Regions from separate parts of the Homo sapiens genome. Here region 1 is linked to region 2. A link is an interaction called in ENCODE POLR2A ChIA-PET data of the cell type or tissue named here. Cell type or tissue: HepG2. All regions are shown on one strand. Each heading gives the region's core, and the rest is flanking DNA. Links, peaks and the distances in the headings are about the cores only. Region 1 has its middle 34 kb from the start of TIAM2. Region 2 has its middle 31 kb from the start of NOX3.

The links. Peaks named below come from ENCODE experiments on the same cell type or tissue, not always from the same donor. Only the 100,000 strongest peaks of a DNase experiment are listed, where the experiment ranks them.
Region 1: POLR2A ChIA-PET joins it to region 2 with 5 read pairs; 1 of 35 experiments calls an interaction of 5 or more read pairs at or near these places.

What each region holds. Positions count from the first base shown.
Region 1 is chr6:154,953,955-154,969,593 of GRCh38, forward strand. No RefSeq gene overlaps it. Among named protein-coding and RNA genes, the nearest start is that of TIAM2, 34 kb to the right of the region's middle. RefSeq lists an enhancer at 12,274-12,920. In HepG2, for the core only: no CTCF peak of the experiment used is centred there; DNase peaks (open chromatin) are centred at 6,577, 7,217, 7,967 and 9,057.
Region 2 is chr6:155,479,469-155,495,107 of GRCh38, forward strand. No RefSeq gene overlaps it. Among named protein-coding and RNA genes, the nearest start is that of NOX3, 31 kb to the left of the region's middle. In HepG2, for the core only: no CTCF peak of the experiment used is centred there; DNase peaks (open chromatin) are centred at 4,563, 7,523 and 8,493.

The sequences.
Region 1 (15,639 bases), core at 3,102-11,101, 520 kb before region 2:
TAGCGCCACTGCACTCCACAGTGGGCAACAGAGCAAGATTCTGTCTTAAAAAACAAACAGAAAAAAAACGCCACAAAAACACTTCTTGTTAGGATAGATGTGGTGGCTCCTGCCTATAATCACAGCACTTTGGGAGGCCAAGGTTAGAGGATCGTGTGAAGTCAAGAGTTTGAGACCAGTCTGGACAACACAGCAAAACCCCCAACTATACCAAAAACAAAAAACAACCCCAGAACCAAAACTTCTTGTTATTGGTAAAAGTACTGAATTTTTATATGAACATGAAAGTTAAATGCCTGACTGATATGAAAATGGTCTTGTCAAATGCATGAAAAAGGAGCGGTTGTCTTCAGGTGAGATGAGAGTCATAGTTTTGGAGTCTTTCTGTAACGTGCTCTCATTTTAAGAGTTCCACTCAGCTGCTTCCTGTACAACCCTCCACAGAGAAATTCCATATGAAACCTCTGTGAACCGAGGCTGCCGTGTGAATCTCTCCCATCAGGAGAACTCCACTTCTGTGCAGTTTTCCAGCCTGTGCCTGTGGTCTTGCATTCCTGAGACTTTGTTGTGGATAAGAAGAAAAATTCTGTGGCCTTGAAACTGTGTCTGGATGGTTCCTCCATCTATTAGTTTCTCATTACATTAGTGGCTGCCCCGGGATCCAAGATAAACCATTTTCCCATGCCTGGTGAGAGACTGTAGCACAGACGCTTGATGTTTTATTGCCATGTTATTAGAACCAGCCTCCTAATTTGCACTGGAAAATTTGAGAGGGTAAACATATGGGCATATGTCTTCATGTGTGCCAAACTCACACTGTGGGCGCGCATGCGGTACACACACACGTTCCTTTTGTTACCTCTTTGAACTCTGAATGAGATTTTGTGAGTGTGCACCTGGGGTAGACCCCTTAGTATTAGGTACAAACCCCACAGCAGCCCGCCTGGGTTTTCTCCCTCACCTGAGCATCTGAGCCCAGGGAGAATAAGCAGGTAAGTGCCAGCCCCTTCCTGCCGAGGCGTGCAAACTCGCCTGCAACCCCTACTCCATAGCCACACACGCACTCACAGACTTAAGGGTTTGCAGAGCACATTGAGGCTTCCCTCAAAGCGCATTGAGCATCCGCATGGAGAGATCAAGGATGGGAAGGGTGCTGGGAGCAGTCGCTCATGCCTGTTATCCCAGCACTTTGGGAGGTTGAGGTGGGAAGATCACTTGAGCCCAGGAATTAAAGACCAGCCTGGGCAGCATGACAAAACCCATCTATACAAAAAATACAAAAATTAGTCGGGTGTGGCAGTGCATGCCTGTAGTCCTAGCTACTTGGGAGGTTGAGATGGGAGGATCAGTTGAGCCTGGGGAGGTTGAGGCAGCAGTGAGCCATGGTTACACCACTGCACTCCAGCCTGGATGGGTGACAGAGCAAGAACTGGTCTCAAAAAAAAAAAAAAAAAAAAAAGGGAAAGAGCTGCCTTGAGTAATTCCCAAACGGCATTCTCTCCTTCGTTTTTTTAATGTTTTGTTTTGTTTTTAAATGGAGTTTCGCTCTTGTCACCCAGGCTGGAGTGCAATGGTGTGATCTTGGCTCACTGCAACCTCTGCCTCCCAGGTTCAAGTGATTCTCCTGCCTGAGCCTCCCGGGTAGCTGGGATTACAGACATGCACCACCATGCCCAGCTAATACTGTATTTTTAGTGGAGGCGGGGTTTCTCCAGGTTGGTCAGGCTGGTTTCAAACTCCCAACCTCAGGTGATCCGCCTGCATTGGCCTCCCAAAGTGCTGGGATTACAGGTGTGAGCTGCCGTGCCTGGCCTCTCTCCTTCGTCTTTGCACTTTACTCTCCCTCTTCTCCCTTTGACAAGACATATTTCCATGAAGCCCTATTTCTTATGGCTCCTTTCTTCTTTTGTTGTTGTTGAGACAGGGTCTCGCTCTGTCACCCAAGCTGGAGTGCAGTCGTGAGATCTTGGCTCACTGCAGCCTCAGCTTCCCAAGTGGCTGAGACTACAGACATGAGCCACCATGCCTGGATAATTTTTTATTTTTTTTTAGAGATGGAGTCTTGCTATGTTGCCCAGGCTGGTCTTGAACTCTTGGGCTGAAGTTATCCTCCTGCCTCAGCCTCCCAAAGTATTGGGATTATAGGCATGGGCCACCATGCCCAGCTCTCCTATCTTTCTTTGTCATCACCTTTTCTCCCCGGCAGAGCTCCAGCCTCAGGTATCCCTCTTGTGGATGCTCCTGTTTTTCCATGGGTCCATGTTGTGATTATGCTGAGCCAACCACACTATGTCTCCCTCCTCATAACCCAAGGCACAGGCAAGTCTGTAGGACCATCTGGCAGGAGAGAGCCAAGGCCTGGACAAGCAGCCAGCCGTGGGCCCCATCTTGGCTCACTGCAACCTCCCACCTCCTGAGTACAAGTGATTCTCCTGCCTCAGCTTCCCGAGTAGCTGGGACTATAGGCTCTTGCTACCATGCCTGGCTAATTTTTGTATTTTTAGTAGAGATGGGGTTTCGCCATGTTGGCCAGTCTCGTCTTGAACTCCTGACCTCAGGTGATCCACCGGCCTCGGCCTCCCAAAGTACTGGGATTACAGGCCTGAGCCACAACACTCGGCCCCATCATTACTTTATTCTTACCAGCTGCACTCACTGGTACTAGCAGTTCATGATTTGCCTGAGTCAATAATGATATCACAACATCAGATTCCACTGATCAAAAAAGGACCTCGTCAGTCTAGCACTCAGTGGCAAAAAAAAAATGTTTAAGTTATTATTGCAGAAAATCTGGAGCCTTGCCAGTGAATAAGATTTTTAAAGGATGTGCAAAAAATCTAGCAAAAGAGGCGTGAATGACCAGGGATGGATATGAGAGGAGATTTAGGGCGCAGTAGCCTAAAATGTGCCTCTGCTTGCAGAGATGCAAAAGAGGGTAAATGAGACTTTTAAAGCTGATTTAGACAGAGGAAAAGGGGAATGGGTGGTAATGAGACCCCTGCTGGAGGTATCACACGTGCCTGGGCAGCCGCGGAGGAAGACTCATGAAGGGAGTTGAAGGAGCAAAGCACCAGAACCCTTCCAGCCCTGAGAGTCTGTGAGTCTATGAGGCCCATGGGTGTCCAAGGATGTGAACTGTTATGATAGTTCTAGAAATGGAAAGAACAGCTACTGAATAATTATCAGTAATTATTGCTTTTCACCTAAAATGTGTAATGCAGCTTCCAAAATTACTGACTTGGCTGAGCACAGTGGCTCGCACGTGTAATCCCAGCACTTTAGGAGGCTGAGTTGGGCAGGTCACTTGAGCTTAGGAGTTTGAGACCAGCCTGGGCATCATAGTGGGAACTTGTCTCTACAAAAAATACAAAAATTAGCCAAGCATGGTGGCACGTACCTGTAGTCCCAGCTGCTTGGAAAGCTGAGGCGGGAGGATCTTATAAACCCAAGAGGCAGAGACTACAGTGAGCCGTGATCGTGCCACTGCATTCCAGCCTAGGTGACAGAGCGAGACCCTATCTGAAAAAAAAAAAAAAAGAAAGAAACAACAAAAAAAACACCCAACCAAACAAACAAATTCCTGATTTTATTCCTAGGATATAGGTTATTCTCTGGGAGAATCTGGTTAGTTCAGTGCACTCCATCGTTAGCAGACGATAATATTCTGCACTTAAATCACTCCTTTCATCTGTAGCTCTCAAATAATTTTATAAGCATTAATTAGTTCTCACATCTGGCTTTGAACCTATTTTCCCACTTGTCAAATGCATAATAAACAATTTCGTACCTGGGTAAAGCCAAAATACTGGAGTGGTGTCTCCCAGGTTTCCAGAGACCCATCAGAAGAGTCAAAAACCTTGGTCACTTCTGCAGACATCTCACCTGAGAGGGACCAGATGTCCAACTGCTTGTGGATGAGAGTCTGATACTGATGGCAAATAATTAACACTTCTTCCTACCACTTATTTCTATTCAGATCTTCTGACATTAAAGTATCAAATAGGATATGATATTTGGGAAAAGTTTTCAGACTTCTAATCATGTATGGATTTGAGAATTAAGTATTCCTTTCTGCCTTTATAAAATTAGAGCTCTTCTTATATTATTATTATTATTATTAGATTAAGTCTCACTCTGTCGCCCAGGCTGGAGGGCAGTGGCGTGATCTCGGCTCACTGCACCCTCCGCCTCCCGGGTTCAAGCAATTCTTCTGCCTCAGCCTCCTGAGTGGGTAGGATTACAGGTGCATGCCACCACACCCGGTTAACTTTTTATATTTTTCGTAGAGACGGGGTTTCATCATGTTGGCCAGGCTGGTCTTTAACTCCTGACCTCGTGATCCACCTGCCTCAGCCTCCCAAAATGCTGGGATTACGGGCATGAGCCACCGCACCTGGCCCAAGCTCTTGTATATTCTCTACTACATAAACTCACAGACCAAACCTGAGCCATCTGGAGGGTTCTGGGACAGGACGGGGCACTTTATGGCCTCACCATTTCCCACACTGTGTCCCACTGCCCTAGCCACAGCTACCACTTACCACTGTTAAAATAGTAATGGGGAATTCCTCTGGGGTCCCAGATGAAAGAAAAAGCTTCACATTACACCCTTCCACCCCTACAGTTCTGACTTTGACACTGACATTTTAATAGTTGAAAACTAAACACGACCTTGTACCTTCATTTCCTCTCCACTTGTTCCCTTCTTAACCCCCTGCGGTCCAGCCTCCACACTCTTCCCTCTGCTGAAGCCGTTTATGAAAAGTCTTCAGTGACTTTCTCGTGGAATTCCAAGAGGCGTCTCTCGGGATCATTCCCTCTGAGCTCCTTCATCCTGCTGCCCACCCTGTCCCCTTGAAGGTCTCTCTTCCCTCGACCTCTGGGATGCTGAATTTCCCATTTTTTCTTTCACCTCTCTGACATTTTCCCTTCTGGTTTGGAGGGCCCTCCACAGGGGTCATTGGTCCTGGGGTCTCCGACCTGTCTTGTGGGATCAACTCCCGCCATCCTCATCTCTGACAGGGGTAGGGATATCCCTCCTGATTTCCCAGATGAAATGCCCGAGAGATGGGGTTCATACCACGCTTCCTTCCATTTCCTGCACCCCCGGGCTCACGGAGTTTCTTTTTCCTCTCGTAGCTCTCACCCCTTCACCGGCTAGCATTGTTAGTTCAGGCCCCTACATGCAGAGTATTTTCCCCCAGACTATTCTGTTCATGAACATTAACTAAATATGTTTGCATGTGCTCCCCCAGTTTTTAAAGTTTATTTGAGAGATATTCCACTCTCCCAATTTTTGATTGTTTACATATTATATATATATATATATTTTTTTTTTTTTGAGACGGAATCTAGTTCTATCACCTAGGCTGGAGTGCGGTGGCATGATCTCAGCTCACTGCAACCTCCGCCTCCTGGGTTCAAGCAATTATCCGGCCTCAGCCTCCTGAGTAGCTGGGACTACAAGCACACACCACCACGCCCAGCTAATTTGTTTGTTTGTTTGTTTGTATTTTTAGTAGAGACAGGGTTTCACCATGTTGGCCAGGCTGGTCTCGAACTCCTGACCTCAAGTGATCTGCCCACCTCGGCCCCCAAAAGTGCTGGGATTACAGGCGTGAGCCACCATACCCAGCCTCACATACGCTTTCTCTTAAACTAATGTGTTCATTTATTAGGTTGCTCCAAGAGTAATTGCAGTTTTTACCATTGAAAGTAATGGCAAAAATGGCAATCACTTTTACATCCACCTAATAAATATGTAAAATAGAAACTCAAAAAGTTGAGATTTTTAAAAGTAAAAACAAATCAAAATTCTTTTTTTTTTTTTTTTTTGAGACCGAGCCTCTCTCTGTCACCAAGGCTAGAGTACAGTGGTGCAAACTCAGCTCACTGCAACCTCCGCCTCCGAGGCTCAGGTGATTCTCCTGCCTCAGCCTCCGAGTAGCTGGGGCTACAGGCTCATGCCACCACACCTGGCTAATTTTTGTATTTTTAGTAGAGATAGGGTTTTACCATGTTGGCCAGGCTGGTCTCGAACTCCTGACCTGAAGTGATCTGCCCACCTCGGCCTCCCAAAGTGCTGGGATTAGAGGCATGAGCCACCACACCTGGCCCAAATCAAAATTCTGATATCTTCTTCTCATATCCCAGTGGGTGACCTTAAGCAGAGCTGAGAGGGCCCCCCCATCAGCGAGCCCAGGGACCCAGAGGTCAGCAGCATCCCGAAGGCTTTGTCCACTGCCAGGCTGGCGCTCCTCCTTCCTACAGAGCCCAGCCTCTGTGCTCATCCCTATAAAACACTGGCTTCTTCTCCTCCCTTCTTCTGAGACCTCTGGTCTCCGGGCTTTCCAGTAGAGAACAGGCAGTCCCAGCTGACCTTCAGGGAGCTCCACATCCCATCATGACTTCTGTTCCAGCCTTTGCTCCCTTCAATGCCCCGCCTGTCCTCTCCAGGTCCTGGGCCTCTGCCTGGCTCAGGGTGAGCCTAGGTCACCTCCGTCCCACCTTCCCTGTTCACGCCATCACGTTGCTGTCTCCTTCCTCACAGCTCTGTCCAATCTTTTGGCACCTGGCCACCCGCTGTTACTTGACACTCTCACTCATGCCATCTAATCGCTTCACTGGATTCCGATCTCCAAGAGCACACAGTCCAGGTTTCTTCTGCATAGACTTTGAACCTGTCCTCTGTCCCTGCAGTGCTCCTCAGTCCCCCTCTCAGGACAGCACCATCATCAGAGCGGCCTGAGCCCTCTTGGTGGTTGTGTTTGGACAGAGACAGCTGTGGGGGCCACGGAAGCTCTGACACAGTCTGATGTGCTGATCACACGTATACAGGTGGACTTCACACGTTTGTGGCAGGCAGCTTAACACTGCTAAATTCTTAAACCTACTCAAGCTCAGCTTCTTGCAAATACTATTTCCCAGAAGTTGGTAATATATTCTCCTAAAGATTTAATAGAAGAAAAGTTGGCTGCTTATTGAAAAGTATGCTTTTGACTGCCAACTCGGATTATTTTAAATTAATGTTAATGCATGCAAGATTTACTCGCAAAGCATCCATCTCTTTAGTGCCCGATGGGGCTCAGGGCATGTGTGTAAATCATTCAGATGACAATTTCCTGGATTGAGTGCTTGGCATTTACCTACCACAGATCAATGCGCTTATTCACAGATGGCAGCATGGGGACACTGAGGATGATTGGAGATGTTGGACACTCAGGAGCAGAATGACTCTGAAACAGTCAAGAGGCAGCAAGCCTGGAGCTTCTTCCAAATCTTCTTGAATTCTCCTTTGAAACTCACCAGCAAATGCTGACCTGGGAATTTGAAAACAGCACACTAAAATGGAGATATCAACTCACTTCCTGGACTTTAATCTTTATGGCTCTGTGGCTGGAGTGCAGCCATCCAGTTCTTCAAGGTGCTTCCACGGGACCATATTGTTACTGGGGTGAATAACCTTTGAGACCCCTTAACAGAAACACACTCTCGTTTGTGAAATGAATGGTTGCAGATTGCAAGTGAATTTCTAGGTATACTTCAGGAGGGGATTATCCAAGAAATTGAGTTGTTTAATTTTTTTTCCTTTTTTTTTTTTTTTGAGACAGAGTTTCGTTCTTTTCGCCCAGGCTGGAGTGCAATGGCACCATCTCGGCTCACTGCAACCTCTGCCTCCCAGGTTCAAGTGATTCTCCTACCTCAGCCTCCTGAGTAGCTGGGATTACAGGTGTTAGCCACCATGCCTGGCCAAGTTTTGTATTTTTAGTAGAGACGGGGTTTCACCATGTTTGTCAGGCTGGTCTTGAACTCCTGACCTCAGGTGATCTGCCTGCCTTGGCCTCCCAAAGTGCTGGGATTATAGGCATGAGCCACCGTGCCTGGCCTGAGTTGTTTAATATTTAAACTACATGTTTTTCTTGTGGTAAACTCGTCAGACTTGGTGAATGTTATAATTGTGTTCAGAGTCCAAAAGTCATTCCATAGCATATATTTCAAGTATAATGATGGCTCAATGTCCTGAACCAAGATTATCTTGGTGGCTGAGGCTAATACCTGATACTGTGGGTGGCAGGTCACACTCTCTGCAGGTTCCCATCGGGTCGGGTGATGCTTTTCAGATTAACGGTTAAGTGCAGCTATCTTAGCGAGGGTTCATTATTGAAGTTTCTATTTGTTTCTTTATGCTTTTTAAAATAACTTACCTGCATCTCTTACATTGATTGCAAAGGGCCAAGTTTGAGACAGTGACAGACTTGAGAGAAGACCAAAGCTATCCACAGAAAGCTTTGCTAGCTAAATATTTGTTTGAGATTGTCGATCCTGTTATTCTTACAAGAGGCCCACAGAAAAAGGAAGAAAGAAGGAAAGAAAAGGAAGAAAGGAGGGAGGGCAGGGTAGAAGGAGAGAGGGAGGAAGAAAGAAAGAAGGCCGGGCGCGGTAGCTCACGCCTGTAATCCCAGCACTTTGGGAGGCTGAGGTGGGCGGATCACGAGGTCAGGAGTTCGAGACCAGCCTGGCCAACATGGTGAAACCCCGTCTCTACTAAAAATACAAAACTTAGCCAGGCGTGGTGGCGCACGCCTGTAATTCCAGTTACTCGGAAGGCTGAGGCAGGAGAATTGCTTGAACTTGGGAGGTGGAGGTTGCAGTGAGCCGAGATGAAGCCATTGCACTCCAGCTTGGGCAACACAGCAAGACTCTGACTCAAAACAAACAAACAAACAAACAAAAAAACCACACAAAACGAAAGAAAGAAAGAGAGAGGAAGAACGGAAAGAAAGAAAGAGGAGAAAGGAAGGGAAGAAAAGTCAGTCTCCCAGAAAATCCCATCTGTTTTCTAGCGGCTTCTCTAAGCAAGGCTTAGCTCAGCACAACTTTCCCTTCCAGCCCCCGCCTCCCACTGTGGCCATTGGCAGGGGCTGTTGGGATCACCACAGAGGGCACATGGGGAAGGTGGTGCAAGTGCTGGCCTTCTTGTTTCTCCTAGACTTTTGCTAAGGCCTGTGTGGGGAATACCCCTGTTGGTTGCCAAGCTAAGCATTTTCATAGGCTGAGTCACATAGACAGAGCTTTACTTTGTGAATACAAAACAGGGAAATAAAGGAACAAAACACCAATCCTGAAGGGCAATGACATGATCATTGCTAAGTGCCATTGAATGAACTCAGGATAACTCTCAACCTCACTCTTCTGTGGTTCTGTTTTGCATATGTATAATGTGAACTTCTAATGAGTTGGTTAATATTATTCCCTCCTCCCTGTTTTCTTTAAACCCTGCTTTGAAGCATAATGGTGTAAACCAGTAAGAAGTTTGGAAAGCCTGTGCTTGTCATTGGAGTTTAATTAAAATACACTAAGCCTTGCAGAAACTTGTGGTTTCGAGTAATGGAAAATTGGGAATTCAGAAGTATAGACTGATCCTAGGCAGAAGGGCCAAATTTTCTCTAAAGCATTGGACTTCTTGCCTTCCATTTCTGTGTAGACAATGTAGTTGACTCATTCTTAAACATACAAATGATCACTTTTCCAATAAAGGATTGATCAATGTTATAATGGCAAGAATTTGACATTTACCTCCACAGAAGCATTATCCAAATGTTCACACTATTTCATATTTCTTTGTATTGAATTCATTTATAAACATATTTATCCTAGACCGATTATGCGCAAAGCAAGTGCAGGTGCTAGGGATACAGTTATGGCAAAACTAGACCAACTGCAACCTCCGCCTCCTGGGTTCAAGTGATTCCCCTGCCTCAGCCTCCCAAGTAGCTGGGACTACAGGCACATGCCACCACACCCAGATAATTTTTTGTATTTTTAGTAGAGAGAGAGTTTCACTGTGTTAGCCAGTATGGTCTCGATCTCCTGACCTCGTGATCCGCCCGCCTCAGCCTCCCAAAGTGCTGGGATTACAGGCGTGAGCCACCACCCCCAGCCCTTATTTTATTTATTTATTTATTTAGTTTGAGATAAGTCTCACTCTGTCACCCAGGCTGGAGTGCAGTGGCCCAATCTCCGCTCACTGCAACCTCCGCTGCCCAGGTTCAAGCAATTCACCCGCCTCAGCCTTCTGAGTAGCTGGGATTACAGGCGCGCACCACTACACCCTGCTAATTTTTTATTTTTAGTAGAAATGGGGTTTTGACATGTTGTTCTCCAACTCCTGACCTCAAGTGATCCACCTGCCTCAGCCTCCCAAAGTGCTGGAATTGCAGGCGTGAGCCACCGCGCCCAGCCTCTAGTGTCATGTTAAGAGTATGGCATTTAGCTTGGTCTTGAGAAGTGAACTTGACTTTAACAAAGCATGAAATGGTTAAGAAAAATAAATGATTTGAATACAGCACTTGTCACCTGCATGCCATTATTTATAATCATGTATATGTTATTCTAATAGCGACGATGCAGAAGGATTCTTCAAAGCATGATACACACATGATACTGACACGTGTCAGACTTCATTTCAGCAGCTCCGCCTGTCCGTCAGTGGTGCTCTCCATCCTGTTCCTGGGAGGTGGGTCTGAGTGGAGGAGAGACGCTTTGAGACCCTGTTTCTCAATGTTCAGTTTCGCATCCAAATCACCTGGATGTGTTTGTCAAAATTCAGATTCTTTACCCTTGCTTCAGATCCACAGAATTAGAATCTCAGGAGGTGGGGCCAGAAATATGCATTTTCTGTTTGTTTGAGACAAAGTCTCGCTCTGTCACCCAGACTAGAGTGCAGTGGCGCAATCTAGGCTCACTGCAACCTCTGCCTCCTGGGTTTAAGCGATTTTTATGCCTCAGCATCCTGAGTAGCTGGGATTACACACGCCCGCCACCACACCCAGCCAGAATTATGCATTTTTAACAAGCATTCTGGCTGGGCACGGTGGCTCACACCTGTAATCCCAGCACTTTGGGAGGCCGAGGCAGGCGGATCACTTGAGGTCAGTGGTTCGAGACCAGCCTGGCTAATATGGTGAAACCCCGTCTCTACTAAAAATACAAAAATTAGCTGGGCATGGTGGCGGATGCCTGTAATCCCAGCTACTTGGAAGGCTGAGGCAGAAGAATCGCTTGAACCCAAGAGGCAGAGGTTGCAGTGAGCCGAGATTGTGCCACTGTACTCCAGCCTGGCTGACAGAGTAAGACTCTGTCAAAAAAAAAAAAAAAAAAAAGACATAAGGAAGAGAAACAGCATAGAAAGCCTGTCTCACACCTAGGTGTAGCGAAGGGAGGCCTTCCAATACTAACTAAAGTTCTCGCCATATAAAACAAGCGCAGAGTCTGATGAGCTCTTCTTTGGGGAAAAAATGTCTGCATCATTTTTATGGAGATTCATCTTCAACTCTTAACTAAAAATCCTCTCAAATCATGTGACATGAACAATTGTTTGGCAAAGCAACCTTATGTTAGAGCTCTTTCCTGAATACAAATTTGATCCCAAAGATAAATCCAAATGCTAAAATCCAAGATATAGGTAGAAGCTGACACATCCAGGTAATCCCTTTAAAATATTTAAGCCATATCAATGGGACAAGAAGAAGTTTTGAAAATACAATAACCCTTTCATTAATTTTGTTATTAAAAACCCTCCAGTATGATTAGGGGAAAAATTAGTTTGAAATGTTCTTTTTAAAAATTTTATTTTATTTTTTTATTTTTTTATTATTTATTTTTATTGATCATTCTTGGGTGTTTCTCACAGAGGGGGATTTGGCAGGGTCATAGGACAATAGTGGAGGGAAGGTCAGCAGATAAACAAGTGAACAAAGGTCTCTGGTTTTCCTAGGCAGAGGACCCTGCGGCCTTCCACAGTGTTTGTGTCCCTGGGTACTTGAGATTAGGGAGTGGTGATGACTCTTAGCAAGCATGCTGCCTTCAAGCATCTGTTTAACAAAGCACATCTTGCACCGCCCTTAATCCATTTAACCCTGAGTGGACACAGCACATGTTTCAGAGAGCACCGGGTTGGGGGTAAGGTCATAGATCAACAGGATCCCAAGGCAGAAGAATTTTTCTTAGTACAGAACAAAATGAAAAGTCTCCCATGTCTACTTCTTTCTACACAGACACAGCAGCCATCCGCTTTCTCAATCTTTTCCCCACCTTTCCCCCTTTTCTATTCCACAAAACCGCCATTGTCATCATGGCCCGTTCTCAATGAGCTGTTGGGTACACCTCCCAGACGGGGTGGTGGCCGGGCAGAGGGGCTCCTCACTTCCCAGTAGGGGCGGCCGGGCAGAGGCACCCCTCACCTCCCAGACGGGGCGGCTGGCCGGGCGGGGGGCTGGCCCCCTCCACCTCCCTCCCGGACGGGGCGGCTGGCCTGGCGGGGAGCTGGACCCCCCACCTCCCTCCCGGACGGGGCGGCTGGCCTGGTGGGGGCTGACCCCCACCTCCCTCCCGGACGGGGCGGCTGCCGGGCGGAGGGGCTCCTCACTTCTCAGACGGGGCGGCTGCCAGGTGGAGGGGCTCCTCACTTCTCAGACGGGGCGGCTGCCGGGTGGAGGGGCTCCTCACTTCTCAGACGGGGCGGCTGCCGGGCAGAGGGGCTCCTCACTTCTCAGACGGGGCGGCTGCCGGGCGGAGGGTCTCCTCACTTCTCAGACGGGGTGGCCGGGCAGAGACGCTCCTCACCTCCCCAACGGGGTTGCGGCCGGGCAGAGGCGCTCCTCACATCGCAGACGGGGCGACGGGGCAGAGGCGCTTCCCACATCTCAGACGATGGGCGGCCAGGCAGAGACGCTCCTCACTTCCTAGATGGGATGGTGGCCGGGAAGAGGCGCTCCTCACTTTCCAGACTGGGCAGCCAGGCATAGGGTTTCCTCACATCCCAGACGATGGGCAGCCGGGCAGAGACGCTCCTCACTTCCTAGATGTGATGGTGGCCGGGAAGAGGCGCTCCTCACTTCCTAGATGGGATGGCGGCCGGGCAGAGACGCTCCTCACTTTCCAGACTGGGCAGCCAGGCAGAGGGGCTCCTGAAGTCCCAGACGATGGGCGGCCAGGCAGAGACACTCCTCACTTCCCAGACGGGGTGGCGGCCAGGCAGAGGCTGCACTCTTGGCACTTTGGGAGGCCAAGGCAGGCGGCTGGGAGGTGGAGGTTGTAGCGAGCCAAGATCACGCCACTGCACTCCAGCCTGGGCACCATTGAGCACTGAGTGAACCAGACTCCGTCTGCAATCCCGGCACCTCGGGAGGCCGAGGCTGGCGGATCACTCGCGGTTAGGAGCTGGAGACCAGCTCGGCCAACACAGCGGAACCCCGTCTCCACCAAAAAAATACGAAAACCAGTCAGGCGTGGCGGCGCGCTCCTGCAATCGCAGGCACTGGGCAGGCTGAGGCAGGAGAATCAGGCAGGGAGGTTGCAGTGAGCTGAGATGGCAGCAGTATAGTCCAGCTTCGGCTCGGCATGAGAGGGAGACCGTGGAAAGAGAGGGAGAGGGAGACCGTGGGGAGAGAGAGGGAGAGGGGGAGGGGGAGGGGGAGGGCAAAAATTTTATTTTTTATTTAAAAAAATATTTTGTAGAGACGAAGGCTGGGTGCGGTGGCTCATGCCTGTAATCCCAGCACTTTGGGAGGCCAAGGCAGCCTGATCACTTGAGGTCAGGAGTTCGAAACCAGCCTGGCCAACATGGTGAAACCCTGTCTCTACTAAAAAGAGTACAAAAATTAGCTGGGCATGGTGGTGCGTGCCTGTAAGTCTAGCTACAGGGGAGGCTGAGGCAGGAGAGTCGCTTGAGTCCAGGAGGCGGAGGTTGCAGTGAGCTGAGATCACACCACTGCACTCCAGCCTGGACGACAGAGTGAGACTCCATCTCGGAAAAAAAATTGCAGAAACGAGGTCTCTCTATGTTGCCTAGGCTGGTCTCAAACTCTTGGGCTCAAGTAGTCCTTCTGCCTAGTCTTCCCAAAGTGTTGGCATTACAAGTGTGAGCCACTGAGCACAGCCTGAAATATTCTTTGGGTAAAATTTGCCTTTCAAAAATTTAGGTTTGAGATTTAGCAATCAGATACGGCTTTGTTTTGGCTTTTATGTTTTTAAAATGTTTTCTACGTCATCCTTTCAGGAGGAGGAGCCTAGAAAACACTGTGAATGAACTATTTCAGATAAAATGTAGACTTTAGTAGAGGGAAAACCACATGAGGTCAGGGTGTTTGCACATTTCCACATTCTCAACACTCAGCCCTTTCCCAAAATATACTGCACACTCCTAAGTGTTGAATAAATGAATTAATAAATAAACAAATGGCGGAGTGTGGTGGCTCATGCCTGTAATTCCAGCACTTTGGGAGGCTGAGGCGGGCAGATCACCTGAGGTCAGTAGTTCAAGACCAGCCTGGCCAACATGGTGAAACCCCGTCTCTACCAAAAATAAAAAAATTAGACGGGTATGGTGGTGTGCACCTGTAGTCTCAGTACTTGGGAGGCTGAGGCAAGAGAATCACTTGAACCCAGGAGACGGAGGCTGCAGTGAGCCGAGATCACGCCAGTGCACTCCCCCTGGGTGACAGAGTGAGAAGCCCATCTCAAAATAAATAAATACATAAAAATAAATAAATAAACAAATGCCTTAAAGATGATGGACTCAATCACTATGTAACAGAAGAAAGCAGAACATTATTCAACAGAAGGAAGAAGATAAGAAAAAAATAATTAAAACTAGAGTTTAAAGATATAATTTACCTAAGACATGTTTCTGTTTTACTACTCATTTCTTCTTTCCTTCTGCATCTAAACTGGTGGACAATGTTTGTGTAATATTTGGGAGGGTGGCACAGACAAGAAAGAATAAAAGTACTGGCCAGCATTGCGGGTACCTGCTTAACATGTCTATGTCAACAAAGTTAGGTGGTACGAGTTGCATGATTTTTTTTTGAGATGGAGTTTCGCTCTTGTCGCCCAGGCTGGAGTGCAATGGTGTGATCTCGGCTCACTGCAACCTCCGCCTCCTGGGTTCAAGTGATTCCCCTGCCTCAGCCTCCTGAGTAGCTGGGATTACAGGCACCCGCCACTATGCCCAGCTAATTTTTGTATTTTTAGTATAGGCAGGTTTTCACCATGTTGGCCAGGCTGGGCTCGAACTCCTGACCTCAGGTGATCCACCCGCCTCGGCCTCCCAAAGTGCTGGGATTACAGGCGTGAGCCACTGCGCCCAGCCAAGTTGCATGATTTTTTTTAAGCTGAGAAGCTACTTACAGATCATTGAGTCCAACCCTTCATTTTGCAGATGAGGGAAGCAGAAATTAGAACAGTCCAATGACCTGAGGAAGGTCCTTGGCACAGCCAGCTGAACATTGAACAGGTATATCATATCATTGTTTATTGCCTTTTAGGGGCAGAGACTATGTGTTTCTAAGTAAAATTAATCATAGACCTGCCTGATATCAGCCTCCCAGCCCCAAACATTGGATCGGGTTTGGTTGGTTTTGACCAACTGATGGATTGTCTTTGCACTGATTTTGACAAGAACGCTCTGAAAATAATGTTCTTAAACTTTATTTTGTACAATAATGAAGGGGGGAATGCTGTTTTTTGTTTTTTTAAACAAAGTCTCACTCTGTCACCCAGCCTGGAGTGCAGTGGCGCAATCTCAGCTCACTGCAACCTCCATCTCCCAGGTTCAAGCGATTCTTCTGCCTCAGCCTC
Region 2 (15,639 bases), core at 2,572-10,571:
TGGATCATGGGGGTGGGTTTCCCTCATGCTGTTCTGGTGGTAGTGAGTGAGTTCTCATGAGATCTGACGGTTTTATAAGAGTCTGGAATTTCCCCTGCTTGCACTTAAGGTCCTTGCTTCCTCTTCACCTTCTACCATGATTGCAAGTTTCCTGATGCCTCCCCAGCCATGTGGAACTGTGAGTCAAATAAACCTTTTTTTCTCTATAAATTGCCCAGTCTTGAGTATATCTTTATAGCAATGTGAAAATGAACTAATACATGCACATATATGCTAACATATTTATGTCTACTCCTTGAGGACAGGCACTATTTGTATGTATGCATGCTCCCAAGTGCATGCCCAAGGACATGAATTTTGGTTACAATAAATTACAATTCAGGGCGGCTGGTGATACTCTTCTGCTCACCTGTCTTCAATAATTTACAAACTTTCATTTATGTTTGAATTTAGGGTGCTTTATTATGCAGCTAATTTATGAGAAGATGTTAAACTGTTGGTAATTGCTCTAGTAAATCATTATTTAGGTTTATGTCATTGTGTCCATTCAGTTTGGGGTCACTTAAGAAGGTAGGATAGAAGTGCCATTCAGGTTCAGGGTTAGTTTAAGCAAAATTAATTTTCTGACTAGTGGTTTATCTGGATTATGCTGGATTGCTAATTAAATTTCAGGAGTATATAGTTAGCCAAGTAAATGATGTTAGCCAAGAATAATTTTGGAAATTTACAACAGGATACTCCTGAATATTCTAGTAAAAATGACAATGTAGTTAGTTTTGTGTTGTTAGTTAGTCTTAAATCTTTATGTGTGGCATTTTCTTTTGTTTGAATAACCACAGGGCTTGATTATTTGGTTATTCTGTATTGCCAGCCATAATGCTTTTGTGGTGGGATTGATAATTTAAAGGTGGGAGACAGCATAGTTAGGCACACAGTCAGCTGGAGTCCACAGCTTGGCTTCTTGTGAATCCTGGCTCTAAGTTTAGCTGGCTAAATTCAGCTAAAGTATGAATCTTCCCAGACCTCAGTTTCCATAGCTGGGATAGAGGGGATAATTACAATACATATCTTACAGGTTGACTATGAGGATACACTGAAATGGTATACAACAATCCCTGGGCGTAGTGCAGCAGAGGTACATAAAACACATTAATTATTGTGACTGAAAACTCCTCTCATGTGAAGGAAACCAGAATAATCACTCCAAAACATGCCACTTGGACATAAGGATTATTTTGAGCTGAAGGAAATCCAGAAAAAGCAGATATAAGAGCTTCTTTCTCTCCCCTTATTTGCCTAAAAGCAGGACATAAATTTTCAAAGTTGTCTTTTCTCTCTTCTCTACCAGGAAGGACAAGAGTTAATCACCAGTGACAACTTATCTGCCTGAAGTTGACACCAGAGGAATCTATGTAATAAACTCTACTAACTAGTCCTTATCTACCATTAGTTTCTCATACATTTACCAGCCCACATGTGCTGCCATTGGAAGCCTAAAACCACTTTCCTTTGTCTTATCATTTCCCTACAAACTTACTGTTCTTTGTTGAAGATGCTGCATAAGCCACCGTTCCAAGCCACATCTTTGCTCATTCCCAGAGTTTCTCCCACACATATATGAGATATACATGTTAATAAGCATCTCTTTGTTTTTCTCTTGTGAATCTCTCTTTGTTATAGGGGCCCCAGGTGAGAACTTAGAAGGGTTGAAGGAAAGATCTTTTTCCTCCTCTATACATACAACAGAAACCCCCATGTTTCCTTGGTGAGATGGCCAGGAGGCTTGGTGGTGGAGTCCTTCCCTGCAGCCTATGGCAAGAATCCTCAAACCCGGCTGCAAATTTGAATCACTTTTGAAGTTTTTGAAAAATGTAAAGATGCCGGGTAGACTTAAAAATTCATCAGATCAGAATTTCTGGCATTTGGCTAGGATGTCTCTTTCTTAAAGCATCTTGAAGTGATTTTAATGAGCAGCCAGTGTCGAAAGCTACTAGCAAATAAAGACATTCCTTTAAAGAAAACTAAATTTTTGGCTGTGACTTTTGGAGATGCAGGGGTGGGGGTGGGATATGTATGTCTTTCAATTCACTGAGAAGCACCTAGAAAAATAACCTATAATCCCTGCTTTCATTTCCTCACTTACCATTCTCTTTCAAGTGACTGCAGTTGTTTCCACCCCTGCCATGGCACACTTCATAGATGGCTTTCTAGTTACAGAATCTATTGACCTGTGGGGTTGATCACTCTCTTTTTTGCTTCCTCCTCCCTTGACTTTAATGGCAGCTTCATCTGGTTCCCATTCAGTTTCTCTAAATTGTTCCTTATCAGTTTCCTTCATGGACTCTCCTGCCTTTGTCTGTCCCTTAAATGTTGGGGTTCCAAAGGTTTTATTCTAGACTCTTTTTTTGTCTTATGCTACGTGTTCTCCATCAGTAATCTCAGCCATGCCCATGGATCACTCGCATGCTGATATTCCTGAATATTCTAGTAGAAATGACAATATAATAGTGATTTCCGAACTGGAAATTGAGTTCACATGATGATGAGTCCAAATCTCAATTTCTAGTCCAGAACTTCACCTTGAGCACTAGCTTTTGAATTACCAAGTTTATTGTTGTCATTATTGTTGTTGTGTATCTGGGATAGTTCCTAAAGGGGCTTACTTATTTGTTTTGGATTAAGTGAATCTACCAATAGACAAATGGTCACAAAGCTAATATCAGACCAAACAGTTTGGGTTTGATCTTAGAGGCAATTAAAAATCATTGATAAATTTTAAAGCAGCAGACTGAAATGATTATAGATGTATTTTTGGAAAGATAACTCGAACCAGAGTTTAAGAGATGGATAATAGGTGAGACAGATCATAAAGAGACAAGATAAAAATATGGCAAAGCTAATATTTATTGAGTTTGAAGGGGACTAAAATATTCTACCCCCAAAATATGTCATTTTGGCATAAGGATCATTTCGAGCACTTATTTTGCTGCAACTGAAGGAATAGCAGACACAGGAAAGGCTCTAAGAACATAAATATGTATGGAACTAAATATTTTTTTCCCCTCTTGTTAATATGTCTTTCATCAGTTTAATTTGCCAGCCACCAGTAACTGAACCTAAGAGGGTAGAGGAAAAAAAGTTTTTCTTCTCCTATCATTTCATACTATTTTCCAGGCACTGAGGTATGGACTTTACATGCATTGTCTCACTTAATGCACACACTAGCCTGCGAGAAAGGTTTTATTATCATGCCCCATTCGCTAGGAGGAAGACTGAGGATTAGAGAGATTTAGTAACTTGCATGGAGTCACAAAGCAGGTTAATACTGGAGCACTAATGCCAGGAAGAAATTGTGAAGCCTTGAACTAAAGGTTTGGGTGGTAGAGGAGGGAAAGGAAAAACGAATTCAAAGGTTAAAGGAACAGAACTTGGCATCATAAAGGATGGGGCGACAGTGAGGCTAGGGGATTGATATGGTGGTGGTTCAGGAGCTCGAGGTTGCCAAGGCTCGGGGGTTGATATGGTGGTTCAGGAGCTCGAGGTTGCCAAGGCTCAGGGGTTGATATGGTGGTTCAGGAGCTCGAGGTTGCCATCCTGAGCACGTCCATTCATCTTGGTAGGTTTAACAACTGAAAGCTTTGGCCCCACTCAATTATCTGCTTCTAGATAGAACTCATCATTTTACATAAGTTTCCATTGACATTTAGGGACTTACTGTTCCCTGCCTCCACCTTGAAATTATCACTGTTTTCTTCCATCTGTTCACATTATGTAAATTGTGTCAATGCTTCAAGACCTGTATTTCAAGTATTATCTCTTCCATGAAACCTTTCTTCTAATTTTAGTCAATACAGACTCTCTCTCTATTCCTTAGGATGTATTATATACATCCAAAAATTTAGGCAGGTGATCCCAAGTTGTAGCTCATACTGTTTAAGTACATAAACTTCAGAACTGGAAAGACTATTGGCTCAAGTTGTTACCTGTTGACTTGGGCAATGCTATGTTTGGAATGTTTATGTCTCCCCCAGATTTGTATGTTAAAATTCACCACAAAGTGATGGTATTAGGAGGTGGAGACTTTAGAAGGTAATTAGATCACAGAGGTAGAGCCTGAACCCTCATGCATGGGATTAATGCCCTTACAAAGGAGACCCTAGAGAGGCCCCTTCCTCCTTCTGCCAGGTGAAGTTGGAGTAAGAAGACGACTGTTTGTAAGGAAGTGGACCCTCACCAGATTCCGAATCTGTTGGCATGTGACCTTGGACTTCCCTGCCTCCAGACCTGTGAGAAATACATTTCTGTTGTCCATAAGCTACTCCATTTATGGTATTTTGTTATAGTCCTGAGTGGACTAACACAGGCAAGGTAACTAACTGCTTTGAGCTGAGCTTTTCTTAGCTGTGCAATGGACTATCAATGACAATGAGTATGAAGTATAGTGAACTTTAAATAAAGTGGATAAAATGCTTAGCACCTTGCCTGACACAGCACTTTCTAAATGTTGGCTACTACCACCTTTCTTATGAAATGCTGATGTGTATCTCAGTGTTCTCATAGTGTTCTGCTTTGTACTTGCATGCTTTGGCTTCCCAGGAACAATGTAATTATCTCAAGGGCAGGGAAAGTGCTCAGCACATCTGGCAAATGACTGAACACTCAATAAGTGCTGAATGAACGGATGATTGCACAACTTCTTTTGCATTTCATTCAGGGGCTAGCATAATATTGGACTCATACTAGACACTTAATAAACACTACTTGAGTGTTTTAAAATTATTATTAAAAAAACAATGATGAGCATGATCTTATGCCTGATTAACCTAATTGAATGGAACTCCAAATATATTGTAACCAAAGGAATTTTCTCTAAGTTTCATAGCAGCAGAACATTCTGCTGATGCTGATGCCTTTTCTTGGTATCATTACCATCAGTGTGAATATCTTCATCTAGAAATTGATATTTCTTTCATATGTTTGCCTTTGTTAGAACTTGAAGGATGGAGTTCCTTGGTTTGTCAAGAGGATGTAACAGAATTCCTCCCTTCCTCTCTCCCTCTGATTCCTGCTTCTGTCTCTCCCTTTTGTCCTTTCTTCTCCATTTCACAAATGTATAGCACAGGTCTACCATGTGCAAAGCACTGTACCAGCACTGAGGACCCAAAGAAGAACATGAAGATTAAAAGGAGCAAGATACAATCACCAGCTCAAGAAGCTTATAATTTGGGGTAGGGCACAGACCAGTAAATAGACAATTACAGAGCAATATAATAGAAGAAAACACAGTGTTATGAGGCAAACATAAGGACCACTAACTGAAGATTCATTACATCATTTTCTGTCATCCTAGATGTATTCAAGATGTAATTCTCTTAGAGTATTAAGTTAATGTAAAAAACGCATCATTGTGACCTTCAATCTAGAAGATGTAGGGCAAAATTAGGCTGGAGCATCTTTTTCTCCTGTGACATTATACATCTGATTTCACTGAAATATGGTACACAATTACTGGAAACGAGTGCCTGTAAAAGTCCATAAAACCAAGTGACTTTTCAAGATATAACAAAGGTAAAAGGCTACTGGCATCACTGTCTATGAATCATCTCATTATCAATATTCTAGACTTTGAAGTGAAATAATAAAAAGTTTACTTAAAGCAACAGCATCAAATAATTAAGCAATTCTTTCGTATTTAATACTAATATTTCAGAAACAGGACTCCAGAGTATTTCCAGATGTGCATATGCTGATTGATTTTTAGGTTTATCATCCTTCATTTTATAACAGAAATGATTTCTTATACATTGATAGAACGTAGTGTGATTGTAGTGACATTTTTCACCTTGACATTAACTGAAAACATGGTGTAAATGGAAAATTATAGAGGTAGCAAGGCAAAGGTTACAACACGTGTGAAAACATTTTTGTTTATTTGTATGCTGTATTTCATTATCTGCTGTGTTTACTTCTTTTTTAATGTGTTAATTCATATCATTAAGTAAATGTCTCCACATATTCATAAATGTATCCCATATTCCTAATGCTAGAGAATATCACCAATGTATCTGACTTATTACAAGTCAACAGCTACGTATGTATTTGTGCTGCCACCCCTGTGACAAACTATAAACTTGGTATTATTACAGTAGCCATTTATGGAAAATGGAATAATTATGCCGCTGCTTTAAATTATAGGCAGAGTTCTCACTGGAACCATAAACTGCTAATAAGGGTTACATCCATTAAGCGTTAATCAGGCTTTTCTTTCTGCAGTGAGTTGGCATTTCCGTATCTATAAATTTATTTACATAAGAAATTGAAAGCAATCGATGAAGGCTACTGGAACAAGGACCTTCAAATCTCATGAAGTTGTTATCTGCATCATTGAAGATGGCATGGTCCTAAATCTGCTCCCAGTGAGGCTCTTAATGAGTTGTCCTTGGACCCTGACCTGGCCTCACGATCAGTGAAACCAACTTGGTTTTCTGTTACTTTATGCTATTTTCTGAGTCAGATTTGCTAGGTTCCTATTTTGATCTGGCTTGGCGAGCCAATTAAGGGCAGCAGAATCTAGCTGAGACAGTATGCCTTAGCCCTTTAGATCACAGAGGTCAATGGTAAGGGCTCTGGAGTCACATTGCCAGGGATCAGAACCTAATCTATCACTTGCTAGTAATATCATCTTGAGCAAGTTCTCTCTGAACTTCTCTTTCTTCAACACTAGAGCAATAATTGAATCCACCTTTTAGTTTTGTGCAGAGGATAAAGTTGAGAAAGTGTGTGTATATACATGACACTTGACAAGGGCCTAGAACACAGTAAGTGCTCAACAAATGTCAGCTATTGCGAGACTCACACTTTTCAATTGTTAAGATCGATATAAACATGTCAATTAGGTTTGTCCTCTCAGATCCTTATTCTGGTGATCTTAGTCACTTTCTTAGACTAGTGTGAAAATGTATACATCTAATAGAGTAATTGGTGGTAGACATGTAATAGCTCTGAATAGCGTTAGCAAAATGACACAGATATTCCTTTTCAAATTTTAACAAAGTATTCACAATAATTGCCCTGTAGGTGAAAACAAGAGACAAAGGTTAGAAAACATCGCTTTCAAAACAGCAGTTTCAAGGTTAGAGATGCAGTAAAAACTAGTCCTATGAACCGCCAATAAAAATGAAACAATGAACATAGGAAATATAAAGTAGCTAGTATTCTTTGTAATGGACACAAAAAATTGAGTTTTACCTAGTTTCGTTTTGTAAAATATCAACATTAGATTCCTCTGTATTGATCATGGGGTCCTTCCCATTTTCATTCAAGGTTGGCAAATAATTTCATGTATACAAAACTGCTTTGGTTTTCTAAGGTCATAGACATGGATACGGTCTGGTGGAGAGAACATTAGAGTAGAAGAGAGCAGCCCTGCATTCTTACCTAATCTTTTCCTCTAAATAGCTATGTGATAATCTACTGACCCACTCAGGTTGCCCAATGTACAATAAAGGTGCTAGAGTAAATTCTCTTTGAAGGTCCCGTCTATCTCTGATGTTCTGTAAGCAAGGAAATTATTAGGATGTCAATACAGATTTGCAGTTGCAAAAAACCCTTATCTATTTAAGGTCCAAGCCTCTCTTTGGTGGTGTAATGGTGTGTGTTTACACTGACTTGTTCTTGTTCTCACATTTGCAGCATGGCTTATGGCAGAGGAGTTGGGGAAAACCGTCACACTAGAAATATTCAAAATTACAGTCTATTTAAAATAATTAAACAATAGCTCTGTATTGCGCTATTGTGTTTGCATTTAGAATAGAATAGCTATTTAATCTGTATAACAATTTGAAACTAATGATGGTTAAATCACCTAATACTGCTTGATACCAATACAAATTAATATGAAGTTTAACTCCATTTGTAGGAACCTTAGTGTCTCAAGGCACTTGTATTAGATCTCCTCTAGAAAATGATTTAAAAACATTCTGACATCAAATCCTTCTTGACTTTGGGGACTGAATTTCAAAGTACAAGTATTTTCATTATATTGGATCATAAATCTCCTCCATAGGAAGTGTTGTTTCCTTAGATTCTAGCTTTTGGCTTATGCTTCTAAAAACAATTATACTAATAAAAATGTCTAAGCAGAGAAGAGGCCAGAGGAGCAAGTATATTAGAAGCCAGAACAGGACTTTTTGTTTTTTTTTGTGACAGACAGAGAGGAATAGACAGACACCTCTTTGGCATTCAGCATTATAAAACACAAGATTAATGCAGTTCTCAATAAGAAGGCTAAGTGCATAAAATAAAAGAGATGACCATTATCCATCTCAGTGGATATGCCTCCAACTTACGAATCCCAACAATACATAAAAAATACATGATGTTATTAGGTGGTGGAAGCTGGCAATATATTGTCCATAACTTATTTATATAAGGCTGTCCGGAGTAGCAGTGTTTAACTCTGCTGGGTACGCAGATAGGAGGTGGGGCTTGAGTCGTTGTTTGCTAAGTCAGAGGGTAATCCATAAATACTCCTTGAAAAGAGATGAAACTTGGGACTTCTTAACCTGTCTGTCATTATATCCTGGACCAATTCTCAGTTTTCTTACAAGCTTATACTGAGCTGACAAAACAAGAATTGTCTAATCGTTTTGTCTAAATTTTGTACTCAGTTGTTTACCTCACTGATAGGTTTATTATTAATTAATTATTTTTTGAGAAGGGTATCACTCCCATTGCTCAGGCTGGAGTGCAGTGGTGTGATCTCGGCTCACTGCAGCCTCTACCTCCCAGGCTCAAGTGATCCTCCCAACTCAGCCACCTGAGCAGCTAGGACCACAGGTGCACACCGCTACACCGGGCTAATTTTTTGTATTTTTTGTAGAGGCAGGGTTTCAGCATGTTGGCCAGGCTGGTCTCTAACTGCTGAGCTCAAGCAATCCACCCTCATTGGCCTCCCAAAGTGCTGGGATTACAGGCATGTAATCCGCCCTTATTGGCCTCCCGAAGTGCTGGGATTACAGGCATGAGCCACCATGCCAGGCCTCATAGATAGATTTATTAATTGAACAAATGTCACCAAAATTAGGAACTGGTGGTTGAAGTCGATCATAGAGCTATCTGAAAGGACTGCTGCTGTCTCTGTAGCTAAGATAGTGGAGCCGATTTGGGACTTCCCCAGGAGTAGGTATGGTTGGGATATCAGTAGTCTCAACAGAGGGAGGTTGTATGCCATTTGGGAGGGTCCATTGGCATTGATAAGAAAGGTAAAGGAAACAAAGTTCAGCCACAGGGAATCCTGAATCTAGATGTTTAGGGATCTTAGAGCCCTGACAGAGACAGCACACAGTCAGACTAAGGTCACTCATGGGAGGTGTATTCTTTGGACAGTTAGGAGAATTCATGGTGATGTCTACTATTTTCTGTCTCTCCATTCTGAACATTGTATTTCCATGACTACCTCTGAAGTTTTGTCTACATGTAAACTACTTTCACTCCAAAAACAAAAAACAATTTCTGGTTTTAAAGATTTTAACAAAAAAAGATTTTAATTTTTATTTAAGTAGTCATAATAATGAGTGGATAAGGCCCCCAAAATGCCCATAAAAATTGCTAAATGTTTCTGCAAAAAGTACTCCATCCAGAGCTGCTTCTCACCGTTCATCCCTTCACTGTCTCTTTTTGTGGGGACTAAAAGTTTCCCATTAGTACATAACAGACAGTCATTAAACTTTAAACGTGAACACACTCTCCCAATCTATTTGGTAGGAATAGCACATGTCTTTTCAGGTCATCAATTTACAGGGAAGTTAGATCATCTTTTTTCTGGGATACTGTGCAATTGATTTCTCAAAGGTCACCAATGAACTCCTCCAAGTGAATTGAATTTAAAATTTAGCTTAGCCTTAAAGGGCATTGCAGTTCAATGGTCTAAATCAGGGATTAACAATTAAATGCCTGTTTTTCTGGCATACTGGTGACATGAGAGATTTCATGGATGTCCAGGGTCAGCAAGGGGTACCAACTTTTGCTTCTGGTTATGTGTATATTTTTTGCACATGATGTGAGATATATCTGTAGCTTTAAAAATAAATATATCTGGAGAATTTTAAGAGTATTGGACTTTATAATTTAATATGATTTATTCTACTTAGTTAACTAGAACCCCATTTGCCTGCTGAGTTGAGTTGCACCAGGGTGGCAATCTTAACCAGTAGTACTTGTTAGGATCTATTTATGAATCCGCAGGTGTAACCTCCATGCTGGGACATTCTGATTTTTTAGAGCTCTGGATAGTATATTTTGACAAAGTTCTCTGGTGATTACAATAAACAATAGTGTCATACACCTATGTGTGTATATGTATGTACATATATTTATACACATAGATAAATACGTATTTTTCACTTTACAATGTACTGCAGAAATCTTACAACATCAGTGCACATGGTAAGCTCATTCTTTTTAATGGCTGCACTGACTCATTAACTTGATGAACATTTTAAGAGCATGTTTCTTTACCTCTCTGTGCCTAATAAATTTTTCATCTGTAAAGTGGGGGTAATAGCAATACGTACCTTATAAGGTTGTTGTGAGGATTCAATGTATTCATGTACGCAAAAGACTCAGAAATAGATCTAGAAGCTAATAGGCATTATACAAATTTTTGATAAGATTATTGTCATCATTATTATTTTTACCCACAATCTAACATTACTCCTAAGAGATATTAAAATGCACAGACAGAGTTTGTTGTGTCTTCAGGTAGTGGCAATTACATGAGAATTTGGATAATTTTTTTCAAACTTTTCTATCAGCTGCAATCCAATTGTAAGTGGATTCGAGAATGAAGTAGGTAGAGTGTGAAGTTCCCTAGGAAGCAGGAGAACTTAGTTCTTACTTTAATCTGCCACTGGAAGTATGCAACTTTGGACAAGTCATATATAAATTCTGAGACTAAAACTCTCCATGTCCGAAACGAGGGTGTTGGAAAAAATGGTCTCTAAAGTATCAATAGCTTTAACTCCCAGTTAGTGTTGTGGAAACAAAGAGAAGACAAATATAAAGTTTTTCCCAGGGTGTAGGCTTTAAGATGGAGGACACCTTGGTGTTTTCTTCAGAACTGAAGTAGCAATGTCTAGAGTTGCCTTTTTCTCTTAGTAGGCACTCAGGAAAATTCTGTCAAAGGAATGTTAAAAAAAAAAGATACTCAAAATGCAAAGTGAATATCAGGTACACAATGGGTCTTCATACCTTTTTATTTTTAACTGATTATATGAGTTTCCAGAAATCTTTCTAGGAATTAGACCTAAATGCCTATCTTATCTTTGAAAAAAAAATTTAAATAGATTTGATTTTATTGTTAGCACATCAACACATATCTATTTCTATTGCTATATTAACAGACTGTAACTGAATCACGTCGACAGTTGCAAAATACTCTGTCTGGGTTACTTTATTAAACTAAAAGAATGGAAGATGCATAAAAAATTCCATTTATACTTGGTGTGTACTAAGTGAGCATCATGGAAAAGTCTAGTTCCTCTTAGGGAAACCACTTAAATGTAGTAGTCAGTTGGAAGGAACTATTGGACTATTATTTAGAGCAATCCTTTCACACTGATCAATGAAGATGAATTTTTGTAGAGTAGCACAATCAGATGTAGCTACATTATGCTTTCATAACATTAGCATTTGTTATATGATTGGAGAAGAGCCCAGAGATCTTGGAAGGTGAAAGGATGGGCCCCTTGAATCTGTTAGTGCTACTTCCACTTGCCCATTCAAAGTGACTGCTTCCAGAGATCCTATGGCATGTTATGCATCCTTGTGCTTTGAGGCCACTGAAATAGTATTAATTTTTTCATGCTGGAGTATGGATTTTTAAAATGCCAAGTTTCATTTAATTATATGGTGAAACCAAACCACACTTCTTCTTAATCAGAAATATTGTGAGGGCAAAGTAGGGAAACCCAATGAATTATAATAAATAATAGTGAGTTTTCCTATAAAACTTACTGAAAGATGCAACAGGTCAACCAATCTATGAACCTCTGGAGGGTAACAAGACAGTAAACTTGACATTGCACAGTATTTGACATACTGTGGTATTTGACATACAGTGAATCATTATTTACATTTTATCCAAAAACATTTACCTGAGAAAAGGTCATGACGTTAAATTTGGAGACATTTACAGCAATTGCCAAATGTTTACTATCTACATGAATGTCATGCTTCTCAGTCAAAAGCAGGTTGATGTGCTAAATGTCAATTATTTCAACTTGTTTGATGGTAGCACAGATTGCCAAGCAACATAAAAAGAGGTTTAATAAATATTATATACACTACTAACCATTAATCTTGCGTAGCAGAGGCTCGAGTTTTACATATAGAGGATTTATGACAAGCAACAGCTCAGGACATTAACGCTCAATTATTACAGTCCTGGATGGTGGCACTACCATTAGCTCCTGGAAGATCACCTTGTTTCTTCTGCTTCTGCTGCCACTTTGGAGGAGGCATCAGAGAGAATGGAATTATTTCAGGAAATAGCACTGTGATTTTTTTTGTGTGTGTTTTCCAGTCCTTTTTAGAATTAGCAGCAAAGGAGGATTACCCAGAGTTATGTTGGTGGGAAATTGAATTGTTCCATTTTTCTAACTGATTATAAGGCATTGTGATACTCTGCAAGAACTCCAAAGACTTCAAGAGAACAGCATACAAATGTTAAGTGGGATACAATAGCACCAATGGAATAAAAAGTGGTGAGGGAGCCAGCAGCAAGGGAAATGTGAATAGTTTCTAGCATGGTTTATCAGCACTAAAACTTGATGAAGGCAAGTATGAACTTTTTTCCTTTTCTTCTAATCGCCACATATGTACATAACAATGGACTCAGTGATATAACCACAAAACTCCCTTGAATTAAGTGATCAAGGTCAATATTCTGAAAAGAGCTAAAATGAACATGCACATATGCCATTTAGTCTTTCTTGATTTCTTTTCATTGGCATCTGAGTCTGAGAATAAACTCAGGTTACTGGCCAATGTTTGATGCTATCTGATAAGCACTTATTGAGCACTACTGGATGCAAGACATGGTACTAGGCTCTGCTATAGGAGAGCATGTAGTCAGGGAGGAAGATGGTAAAACAGTGCAAGTTAGACCATGTACCTATCACAAGAAAGGAAAAAACACAATTCCCCAAGGGTTTAGGAGGAGAAATCATGAGCAGTAGCAAATAAATCTTCATGGAAGCATTCGTGCTAAAGGCGGGTAGGGCACGCTCACATGGAAGCAAGTGTGGAAGAACTCTCAGGCTGGCAGGACACCAGGAGCTGGTGTGAAAAGGGTTGCATCACTGCAGGTGGGCACAATGGTTAGCTTTGCCAAAGTCAGAGGATTTGTGAAGAGAGTGTGGGATGTCAGCCTAAAAATGTAGGATTAAGGTGGCTGGTGAAGAATCTGGAGCACCAGGTAAGTTTGGTTTTTATTCTGGAAGCAAATAGAGTCACTGGAACTCTGAGCAGACCAGAGCTTGCTTGGTGATGTGGTTTGGCTGTGTCCCCACCCAGAGCTCCTATTTAATTGTATTAAATAGCTCCCATAATCCCCAGGTGTCGTAGAAGGGACTGGTGGGAGGTAATTGAATCAGGGGGGCAGGTTTTTCCCATGCTGTACTCATGATAGTGAATAAATCTCATAAGATCTGATGGTTTTATAAAGCGCAGTTCCCCTGCACATGCTCTCTTGCCTGCCACCATGTAAGATGTGACTTTGCTCCTCCTTCGCCTTCCACCATGCTTGTGAGGCCTCCTCTCTGTGAGTCCATTAAACCTCTTTTCTTTACAAATTACCCAGTCTTGGGTATTTCTTCATAGTAGTATGAAAATGGACTAACACACTTGGCAAAGATTAATCTGGGGTGGGGTGTGGATGGGGGGAGGAGGGTCAGGAGAGTGAAAATGGCATTCTGAAAAGAAGAGAAAAAGGGAGACTCAGAGGGGTTGGAATCAGGGCAAGAGGGGCAAGGAGACACACAGTCTTATTTTTAATGGTACATTGGCAAAGACAATCACAAGAAGCAGTGGCATTTCCTTCCTGGGAGATCCTTAACCTCTCACCAGTCAAGGGAGGTTTAAGTGTCCTTCCTTGATAGAAAGACAACTGAGCTAGTGGATCTCTCCATCCTTACAATAAAGGGATTTCTAAAAATGAGTGCAAAAATTTAGTCAGGAGTTTTCTTCCCTTGACTATGTGAGTAATCACAGAAGAATGCTTATGGTAAGCCTCTTACTTCCTACATGCAAATTCAATTCGCCTGAGCTGTTTTGCGGCTTATGCCAGACGTCTTGAGTCATCTCCCCAAGCAAATAATGTAAGCAGTTCTTTCAACATTGAAATGTGGATTTATTCTAGGACCGGAGACATATTACTAGTATTTTCCAGCACTGGCTCTAGGCTAGACAAATAAAGTTTACTTTTAAAAAGGTCAAAAGCACTTTCCAGACTCAAAGTCTCACTCCTTTCAAACTTCTAGGTCACCTGATGCTTGCAACATCATGTACTTATGTTAAATATTGAAGGTCTCTGATAAAATATAATAATATCAGAAAAGGCTAAGTCACTCTGTTATATTCACTTATTAGCCCAAATTAGTCCATATTCACTTATTAGTCCAAATTCACATTATATTTCTTACCAACCACCTAGTAGGGATTTAAAAAAATATTATAGGTAAATGATAGAGAAAGTAAGGGCTCTCCTTGAACAAGTAAGGCAGTGACCAAAAGAAGGCATTGGGAAGAATGGAGTACTTTCAGGAAATAACACCTTGATGTTTTCTTTGTGCTTTCCAGTCAAGTTGATGAATAGATAAGTAAACAAATGGCTTAATTCATAGTTAAAACTAACGCACATACTTACTACCTAATTTTAGCTAGCGTCTTGGGATATTCAATGAATTTGAATGTTATTTTTAATATTTGATTGGCTATATCTGTAAACCATAGACTTCTGTTTCAACTTCAGAGCACGGAACAATGGTTGGAAGTAACAGATGTTTTTTTCCCCACCAGAAGAAAGAAGTATAAGAAAATATACTTCTGCTCCTCAAATAAATAAAGGGTCAGTTCACAAAGTATTGAGTTACCTGAAGCCTGAGTAACCATGGAGTTTGTTTCACTGGTCTGCTGGGTAGATGGGATTTAGATATCAATTGGGTGGCTGGACTAAAGCGATCTTTAAAATTCCTCGCAATTTTGAGATCGTTTGCCAGAAGAGTGCTGAGGACGATAAAGTGATCATATTAAGAACTTAAGCCTGAAGAAAGTGGCTAAAATAACTCAATATGCTTTACATGTCTTAGCTAAGTGATGAATTGGATAGATGCAATACCTCTTGACTGCCAGCTGAAGGGTAAAAAGAAGGATAGGATTATATATAGTGCCAAGAGGAGGTATAATGAGAAATAATACTATGAAATTTACTAAAGGAAACTGAGATCTGAATTAGAAACATTTTTTCAAATTAGAGCTTCAAAATCTAATGTGTTTTGGCACCGTCTCCCAAGGGCAGCCAGAGAAGGCCTTTGAAGAGCTCTGTGCAGCCTTGGTTGGAGCCATTTAAGCAACATGCCC